2 separate regions of the Homo sapiens genome follow, and region 2 is linked to region 1. A link is an interaction called in ENCODE POLR2A ChIA-PET data of the cell type or tissue named here. Cell type or tissue: MCF 10A. All regions are shown on one strand.

Region 1 (5,000 bases):
ACTGAAGTTAAGTGATTTTCCATAATCACACAGCTATGAAGCAGCAGAGCCAGGACCCAAATCTGGGTATTGAGACATCTCTTTGAGATTTTGTATACAACATATTTATGTTTTGAATCCTTTGTGACAAATAGCAAATACTAGATAAAAATGATTTGAACTAACTTGTCTGGGAATTATTGAAGTTAATACAAATTTTCCTTCCCAGTTCAATTTCTCCTGGTCCTTCAGAGCAATTGTACTGTGGAACCAGACTTGCAAACTGGCTTCAGTACAATATTAGAAAGTGTGTGTGTGTGTGTGTATGTGTGTGTGTGTGTGTGTGTGTGTGTGCGCGCGCGCGTTTTAGGACATACAGGAAGACTAAAATGCTTATCCAAAGCAAACATAAGACGGATAGTATTCATAAGCCAGAGAAGGAACATACATACGTTTTCTTCTGATAAAAATAAATCAAGCCAATTAATCACATATAAGTTTCTACATGTGAATATATTTATGGTAAGCTGACCATCTATTTTCAAACACACAGGCAGCCAGGATGAAGAAAAAAAGCCCCAGTTTTGGCAGAGTACTATAGGAAAGGGAAAAAGAAAAATGAATTTACTGCTATCTGTTGGGTTTGCTTTTGGACTATTCAAGCTAGTAGCTTTTATTAGCATTAGATTTTTCAGCCAACAAGGAACAAACGGTAAAATATTACCCCCAAAATAAAAGAGAAAAATGTCTTTCATAACTACATGAAAAAAAGTACTCCTGCTATCTTTAAGAACATGCATATTTCACTGAAGCAAGTTCTGGAGGTGGTAGTAAAACACCCCTAAATGTGAAATCCATGCTATGTTCAAGTTTGACTGGGAAGTCAAACAGCCACAGTTTGCTTCTAAATTTGGAATCAGCCAGGAAAACATTTGTGATCACAACCTCTGGCCTCTCCCATATGAATCATAGAATTTTTGAAAGAAATTTTAAAGCTAGTCCAAAACTTCTTGTGCTGTAGATGAGGAATCGAGGGCCAGAGACTAAAACACAAAACAGAAAATAAGTTACATTCACAGAAAACTTCCTCGGCAAAACACGACAGGTTCTGAGTGGAAGGATTTTGTTTTTACTGTGGTTTCCTGAGATTGAGATTGGGGATAGAGAAGGAAAAACAGCCTCCATCTTTCACCTAAAAATTTTCATAGGTATGAGGAATCTGTCATGAACATTCATTCAACCAAACTATCTCAAAGCAACATATTACTAACCCAACTTTGACTGCAGTCACCATTGAAACAAGAACAAAAAAGCTGCCTAGAACTGACTGAAATTGATCAGCTTGTTCTTCAAGCCCCATTAATCCTCAAATCCACCTGCATACAAATCACTGAGACCACATAGTGGGAAGAACAAGTTTTCACCAAGTTTTTAAAAATAGAAGTAAAAGATGCAATAAAAACACTGATGACAAAAGGAGAGAAAGGGAACTGAAACTTGTAGAAATCTACAAATGCAGTATCTAGTTCATAATATTGTCAGAGCCATTGCCACAGTTTTGTTGTTTCTAGAAAAGCTGTATTTTAAATTACATGTCAAATGTGATGGCTTTGTCTGCCTTAATATTAGCTCCTAATTATATAAAATATCTGAGCCTCATTTCTGCAGCCTCAAAACATAGTTCACTTTCTGTAAAAAAAATTGAGGGGTAGGATTAGGTAGGAAGGAGGGAGAAGAACAAACGTTACTCCCCCGTCCTGACCATTACAACTTGGTGCTAAGCACTGCCCAGCATGTGATGGTCACACAAGGGTAACAGGCCAACTGGGACAAAGTTGGGGAACGCAGACTCTGCAGTCACCCACTGAGAACCCAATGCCTGTTGACGAGAGTTGACTGGAAACTGGCAGAGTGCAGAAGAAACTGCTAATAGTATCTGTGACCCTGACATGAAAGATCTGATCAAAACAGCAGGATAGAAAGCCTATTATTGTTGTTAATAATCACAAAAAGAAAATAGCCATTAGAAATTGAACAGAACATAAGCCTTCTTCCAATTATTTCCACAAGCAGACATGAGACTCAGATTTCTAATTAAAAATCACTGTGCACAGAGCCAAACATTTGAGTCAGCAGAGAACTTACCTAATTGTTAACACTGCATTCCCTTGGAGCCATCTGTCATACCTGGCTAGCTTTCTACTCTCATCCCAACCAAACTTCAGATGAAGACTAACCTTTCCCCAGATAAATTACACTTCATCAAATCTGCTGATACTTCTTACTGAAATATCCAATGCATAAGTCATTTTAACATCCCTCTAGGGGCTAAAGGTCTGACTATACATTGCATGAGAGAAGACTCTTCATGAAGGTTTCGCTCACTCTGCTCAACCAGGACCAAGAAGGAGATCCTACAGAGTTCCTACTCCTTGATCCAAAGCTGAATGGAAGAAACAGAACTCAAGAGACTATTAAATAAGCTAGACGGCTGGGGGTGCTAGGGAAGGTAGGATGAAGAGAGGCCAAGTATTGGAAGAAATGAGGCAGTTAGGAAGTTCCGGGGCATTAAAGGACTGACCTTCAGACTTCCGGGTGTTACAAAGGTCTGGCGATTCACAACAACAGGCCGAGGTCTTCAGCGGCAGCTCCCTGAAGCCTCTGACAGGCACACTCAGTCCTGTCAGCTTGGACTCAACCCTGCCAGAGCCAGCAAACAAACACACGCATTCTTCCCAGAGCTGACACCCCATACAACACGGCCTCTCTACAGGGCCTGTTTATTTAAGGAACCAGATGCTTTAAAGTTGGAGTAGAAGTTGGGAAGTTATGTTTACAGAAGTAGTTAGTGACAGGAGCAGAGGGAGGACAGAAAATAAGCAAGAGTTCCTGGCTTTATTCATCATAAGTTTAAAAAGTTTTAAGGAAATTGTCAAATGGTCTGTACACAGGAATGAGAAGTAAGGAAATTATGTCAGCCACCACCACAACTCTGGCCAAGGCATTTCATCTGTTCCTTTAAGACAGTTTCATGCCTACCCTCAAAGGGGTGCTTACAGCAGAAATGTTTTGAAGCAATCCAACTTAGTAACCAACAATAAAGTCTTCTAGGCCTGCTCAATTTCACGCATGTACAAAGGTTATACATGTCATGAATACTCCAAGCAGCTGAAGGAAAGAATCAGTTAAAAATGTGGCATGAAAACAGTTTTGAGTTCCAGGCAAAAGGAAGATTATTGAGTCTAAGAAGAGAGCATTTATAAATGATAGCTAATTGCTGAGTGCTAATTATGTGCCAGACATTCTTCTAATGAGTTATTACATATGTATAGATTATACAACACAATGTGATATGTTGTAATACATACTATAACTCATTACAAATACAATATTACATATGCATATATTATGTAATACAAATATATATTTATACAATAATATACATATACGTATATATTATGTATATATAATTTAACACACACTCATTTAATTCTCACAACCACCCTACAAATTAAGTGCTCTTATCTTCACTTTACAGATTAGGAACTGAGACACAGAAAACTTAAGTAACTCACCCAGGATCACACAGTGACATGGCCAGGGTTCAAATGCAGGCAGTCCAGATAAGGCAGTGCTATACCACCTTACCATGGTAAGTCAAACCCTTAGAACAAAATTAGGGAGCATAATTTTTGGAAAGTTATAACTATTTATCTTTCTCCTTCGTTTTCTTGTCATCCCTTTTGTTTGTTTTTTTAGTAATAGCCAGTATTTTTTATTTCCACTTTCCCATGAGTCTATTATAGCTAACTTGTAATACTGTAACTAGAAAGGAAAATGTTTTCCTCTCCTGCCTCAACTCCTAAAATAAAGCACTTAATCATTAGGACTTCTATGTGAAAAAATATATGCTGTGTGTAATAAACCCAATGCACTTTAAATATATTTTAAATTAATAGATTGAAAAGAAATGATATGAGAAAAAAAACCTTAGAGAGAAAAAGGGAGGCTTGGGCAAAGAGAAAAACCTGCTGGATTTCATGGACAGAGAAGCCTGAGTGGTCATCAGGACACCGGTCTCCTTAAACCGTAATATAAACGCACTATTATGCTTTAGCTTTACCGTGCTTTCTTGAGAAGACAGGTTAAATGCTAATATATCCTCATAAGCCACAGACACAGGTCTAGTAGTTTGCTATAACCTTCTGAGGCTTTTCATTCTCCAGTCTGAATGATCTTTTCTTTGTATCTTGGCACCCCAGCATCTAGCACAGATCTAGGCATTTGGAGGGCATTCACATACATTGATGATGTGAATTAATGTGGCTTGAAATGAAACAGGACCAAGTTAAAAGAAATAAGAGAACCATGAACTTTTGCTTTTTCTTGGGACTCGAATCCTGTCATGTTATGTAGGAAAAATGATTCTACATGTACCTTCCTTCCCCAGTTGTACAAAGTACAATATCTCTGATAAAAAGTTGTTCTGTCATGCTGATGCTTTTATTTCACACTGTTTTATAAACGGTCCAAAAATACTAGATCTCTTCAATACAGTTCAGGATTTTTTATGACTTCTAAAACCAAATAAATAAACAGAAGAACAGGCTACTACATAACAATTCTTGGTTAAGAAGTACTACTTAACCATTTTTAAGGTAAATGATATTAAACAAAGGCTCCACTTTTTTTTTTTTTAACCAGATACAGAAAGGATGAGATCTCTGAAGAAGAGACCACGGATGACTAACAAACGCAAAAACTTTTTTTTTTTTTTTTTTTTTTTTTTTTTTGAGATAGAGTCTCACTCTGTCACCCAGGCTGGAGTACAACGGTGCGATCTCGGCTCGCTGCAACCTCTGCCTCCTGGGTTCAAGTGATCGTCATGCCTCAGCCTCCAGAATAACTGGAATTACAGGCGCATGCCACCGCGTCTGGCTAACTTTTGTATTTTTAGTAGAGACAGGGTTTCACCATGTTGGCCAGGCTAGTCTTGAACTTCTGACCTCAAGTGATCCACC
Region 2 (5,000 bases), 150 kb before region 1:
TCCCACTGTTGCCCTAATAGCCAGTTCCTTTCTCAGGGGAGGCTGATGTTCAGGCTGTTTATTTACCTGCTGCCTTTCATCTGCAATCTACAAACCCTTTACTTTAATAACAGCTTCTGTTAGTTTAGTGCCTCTCTCCTAGGAGGTTAAAATACTCCCTATAGATGATCTCTTTTATCTTTGTGATGGTCCCAGAAGGTAGGGTGGGGACATGATTATATGATTATGCTTATTCCATCCTTTGGAAGACAGAAATACAAGGACGGTAAGGGAGATGAGACAACGTGGCCTGATGGAGGTCGGAAGTCCTGACTCCTCGGCAGTGCTTTATGTTTCTTTGGGAGGTTGAGAGCTGGAATGTGAACTGGGCTGTCACTTAGGAGCCTTTATCTCACCTCAGCTTCCTTAGTCCCTGAGCAGCGACTTGGGCCTGCTGGAGCATAGTACCAAGGAAAGGGGCCATGTGCTCCATTTTCCACTGGGGGCTTGAGATTGATCCTATTAATCTTGCTGCTGGAAACCCTGTCAAAACTGAGGTAGGTGCGTGAAGGGGTGACAGTGGCTCTCTTGTCTTGCCTGGCTATGCCAGCTGGGGGCCCACAGGCAGACCCGCCTGGGCCGTAGCCCATTGCCCCAGCTCTGGGATAACAAAGCCGGGACAAGGGGACAAAGAGCAAGCTGCTCCCATTTGTAATTCAGAAGGACCAGAAACTCACATTTCCTGTGGCCTCAACTATTTGGTTTGAAGAAAGGCAGCGTACACAGTGTGCAGGAGGCTAGTTTTGCCCCACCCCCTATACCATTCCAGAAGCCCACTGGGAACTCTCACAGGGCCCTGAACGCCCCTGCTCTGCCTTAGCTCTGTCTTAGAAGTCCCTACAGCTGCCTGCACCACTCCCCACGCCTACCTGCTTAGGCTCCTGGTGCCTGTCACCTTCCTACCAGTAGGAGGCTCTGCTTTTTGCCATGGCCCTGAGAGCTCTGTGGGAGGGCAGAAGCTGGGGCTTTGAGTCCCTGAGGACCCAGCTGACTTACCTGCTGGAGCTGGCTGCCTGGACTCTCAGCTGCTTTGTGCAGAGAGACCCTCCTGCCTTGGGCAGCCCAGCTTTCCCTGCCAGCCTTCCTCCTGCCCGTGTAGGGACTGGTGTAGGAGCCTGGCTAGGAAGATGGCTGTATGGACAAACTGGCTTGTTAGCAGAAAGTAACTATAAGGGACCCCATGCTTCCAGAAGCCAGAGGAGAGGAAGTCAATGGTAGTGAAGGCAAGGATGACTGTGGCTGAGGTCCCTCCCCACAGGTCATACCCAAGAGCACAACAGCAGGAGGGCACACACGGTCACCGAGTGCTTACCTTGTGCCAGGCACCATTAGGAGCAGGGTTTACAGAAAGAAGGTAACACAGTTCCTGCTCACAAATAACTGTTGGGAAAGGTGTGGTTCGCCTTCCTTCAGAGAGGGAAAACCAGACACTCTCCCTCCCTGAGGCAGTGGGATGGGGCTGATGCAAGCTTCATTTAGGAGGGGCCGACCCACCTGGAAGCCGAGCAGTTGGGAACAGGCCCAATAGCCTTGACTCCACCCTGGTAGTTGCCTCCGCATCCCACGCCTGATGCCCTCATCTCTGGCACCTTGACCTGCCCCATCTCCAACCTCAGCTACCCAGGTTACCTCAGTTAGCAAACACCCTCCAGAGGCCTAGTGGAGTGAGTCAGAGCCCTGGGTCCCTCACCAACCCTGGGTTCCCACACCCAGGTATTCAGGGCCCAAGATGCAGGTCTGGGTGCTTTAGGCAGGGAGTGAGGAAACACTGGGACCAACAGTCTGGCCTCTCCACCAAGAGAGACAACCATAAGCCAGACTTCTAGAAACTCTAAAGAGGCTGGTAACTGGGGACCCAACGTAAGGCCGAGGGACCTGCCTGCGCTCACAGTCCAGGCTGGGCAGGGCAGCTCATTAGCCAAACACTGAAACCTCACTCCTGGGAACCAACATTCTCCTAGCCGTCTGTCCTGCTTTTCCTCCCCTGAAGCTTTTCCGGTTTACCCCAGGTCCTGAGAATGCCTCCTCTCCCCGAGTCCCCATCCTTCCCCAGGGGGTACGCGGCGGGGGCGGCCCTGGCTGCACTCCCAGGATGAGTCTGACAGGCAGAGCTGGGATGGGCGCCAGACAAATGTACTGCGTGTCGGAGCCTGTGCCGGGATGAGGGGCCTGCCCCGCTCTCCCAGTTACCTCCCAACATGGGGTTCCCCAGCAGCTCTTCCCAGGTACAAAAGGGGAGTGCTTCCTTGCAGCCTGGACTTGGCCAGGTCCTGGTGGGGCTGATGCCTCGGCCTCTGACATTGCCCTTTTAAGAGCCCTCTCCGGCGGGGCCAACCTGTAATCCCAGCGCTTTGGGAGGCCTAGGAGGGCGGATCGCCTGAGGTCAGGAGTTCGAGACCAGCCTGGTTAACATGGTGAAACTCTGATTCTACTAAAAATACCAAAAATTAGGCGAGCATGGTGGTGCGCACCTGTAATCCCAGCTACTCAGGAGGCTGAGGCAGGAGGATCGCTTGAACCCAGGAGGCATAGGTTGCAGTGAGCCGAGATTGTGCCACTGCACTCCAGCCTGGGTGACAGAGTGAGACTCTGTCTCAAAAAAATAAAAATTAAAAAAGCCCTCCCCATGGGGGTGGGGTGGGGGTGCTGCAGGCAGGTTCATGTTGCAGAAACCCAGCAATGTGCAGCTCCCCATCCATCTGCCAGGAAAGAAGCCCTGAACTCCAGGTCTTTACCTCTCTGGGACCTTCCGGCGGAGGTAGGGTGTCCCAGCCACCTCCGAGAGAACCTCTTGTTACGGAGGGGCGGGTCCTCTTCTGCTGCTCTGACTGGCTGGTTCACAAGCCCTGCATTTTGGAGATTGGTCCCTGTCCCTCCATGGGACTTGGTTCCCTTCCCCCTACACAAACCTGCTGTCAAAATGGTCTGGGAGTTTATTTTCATTGGGGTGTAAATTGCTGATAAGACGGTGTGACCTTCTGGGACAAGTGGTTTTTAAACCTGAAGAAATTGAAGAATTAAGCTCCCATTTGGAATACGCTTCATCCTTGCCTCCTTCCATCTTGTCTCAGAGAAAACCTTTTTTTTTTTTTTACTCCTTCTCCAAAACCAGGTCTTATCTACTTGTGCCCTGGAACTCGCCACCATCCTGCTTCCCCTGAGTCCTTGTTCTTGAGCTAGCTCTCTGCTGAACCTCCCGCCCCACTTCCCCTCAGTCCCGACCTGCTAACATATTCCCCATCTGAAAACAGCCATCCTGCACTCCTGCCGCTCCTGTCAAATTGCGATCCCATCTGGCTCCTCTCCCTCAAAGATGAATGAACAGTGGACACTTGCAGGCTCTGTTACCTCATTAACATTCCTGGCCCTCCTTCACCCCATTCCCCTCAGAGGGAAGGTGAACTGTTCCAGAGGGAACTGCACGAGGGGACAGGAAGAAGGCCTGAATGGCTGAAGCATGAAGTAAGGGCGATACTGACTGGAGGCTGGAGATGTGGGCAGGGTCAGGAGATGGCACCTGACCCTAATGCTGGCCTCCACCTCCGCTTTCCCTGCTGCTCTGTGACCTCCACATGCAGGGCTCTCAAATCCATTCTCTCTCATCTGAGCATCTCCACCCACCCCCAGCATACACATTGGGCATCTCCTCTTAGTATTCAGGCACCCCAACACACACCTGAGACTCACCCTGGACAACTCCCTCCTCTTCATCTCCAGGGGCCAGTCTGTTTCGCAGCGCCATTGAGTCTTCATCACTCAGGTCTGCCCCCTTGACAGCCTGCTCCCTGGCCCCAGCACAGCCCTCCTCCTCCTGGACTATTACAGCGGCCTCCTTGCTAGTCTGCTGGACCTCAGTCCCTTCTTCCGGCGCAGCCTCCTCACTGTGCCAGATTAGCCTGCCAGATGGCACAGCCATGATCATTCCTCCCCTGCCAAAACACTTCAGATGGTTCCCCTCAACTTATAAGGTCCAGACTTCTCAGCTGGAGCCCCAGCTCATCAAAATGTGCCCCCAGTTCAGATTAGCGGCTCTCTGCTCCTTATTCTCACCGCCCCCTTGTTTCCTCCTGTTTCCTGGCACTGACCGTGTGTTGCACCTCTCCACGCTTGCTCACACTGTTCCCCCTGCCTGGATGCCTTTTCCTCCTGCCTATTAGTGGAATTCTTCCTTCCTCTTCAAGATAGCTCAAATGCCACTTTCTTTTTTTTTTTTTTTTTTTGAGATGGAGTTTCACTCTTGTTGCCCAGCCTGGAGTGCAATGGTGCGATCTCGGCTCACCGCAGCCTCCGCCTCCTGGGTTCAAGCGATTCTCCTGCCTCAGCCTCCCAAGTAGCTGAGATTACAGGCATACGCCATCACACCTGGCTAATTTTATATTTTTAGCAGAGACGGGGTTTCTCCATGTTGGTCAGGCTGGTCTCAAACTTCCGACCTCAGGCGATCCGCCCATCTAGGCCTCCCAAAGTGCTGGGATTATAGGCACGAGCCACTGTGCCCGGCCAAATGCCACCTTCTTTAAAAAGCCCTCCCTAACTCCTCCACCCCCACACAAAAATATTAGTGACTATTGCTCTGTGACAGCTTTTGTCTCTGTCCAAGGGACTGGCTGTCCCTTGGGGACATAGCTCATCTGTGTACCTCTCACACTTAGCCACCTACCACCGTGGCTGGAGCATGGCTCTGGCCAGACAGGGCCTCCTTCCTTGGCCTGCTCTGACAGCCTGAACAGCCACGTTATTCAGAGGGTGCTTAGGGATTTGCCGCTCGAAGCTCAGCCCCAGGTTCCATCTCTTCCTGCCCGGTGGTCAGAGGCAGTATTTTCAGCTGGATCTTAGATGGCTTTACATCTTTATGGAATGCTGGGCCTATTAAGCCACCCTTGACAAAGAACACTGGCACTGTGGGTGGAACCTATCACTAGGATAAAGCATCCAATATCATCTTTTAACAAGCGCCAAAG

Evidence for each region. ChIA-PET counts read pairs that join two places held together with the same protein. Peaks named below come from ENCODE experiments on the same cell type or tissue, not always from the same donor. Only the 100,000 strongest peaks of a DNase experiment are listed, where the experiment ranks them.
Region 2: POLR2A ChIA-PET joins it to region 1 with 12 read pairs; 12 of 35 experiments call an interaction of 5 or more read pairs at or near these places.

The regions. Positions count from the first base shown.
Region 1 is chr1:109,390,467-109,395,466 of GRCh38, forward strand. The region is part of intron 1 of SORT1 (sortilin 1); the gene reads right to left. Among named protein-coding and RNA genes, the nearest start is that of SORT1, 5.0 kb to the right of the region's middle. In MCF 10A, no CTCF peak of the experiment used is centred here; no DNase peak of the experiment used is centred here.
Region 2 is chr1:109,238,667-109,243,666 of GRCh38, forward strand. No RefSeq gene overlaps it. Among named protein-coding and RNA genes, the nearest start is that of CELSR2, 8.4 kb to the right of the region's middle. RefSeq lists silencers at 659-1,073, 2,181-2,475 and enhancers at 1,475-2,170, 3,829-4,328. In MCF 10A, a CTCF peak has its summit at 944 (motif pointing right); DNase peaks (open chromatin) are centred at 965, 1,605 and 2,165.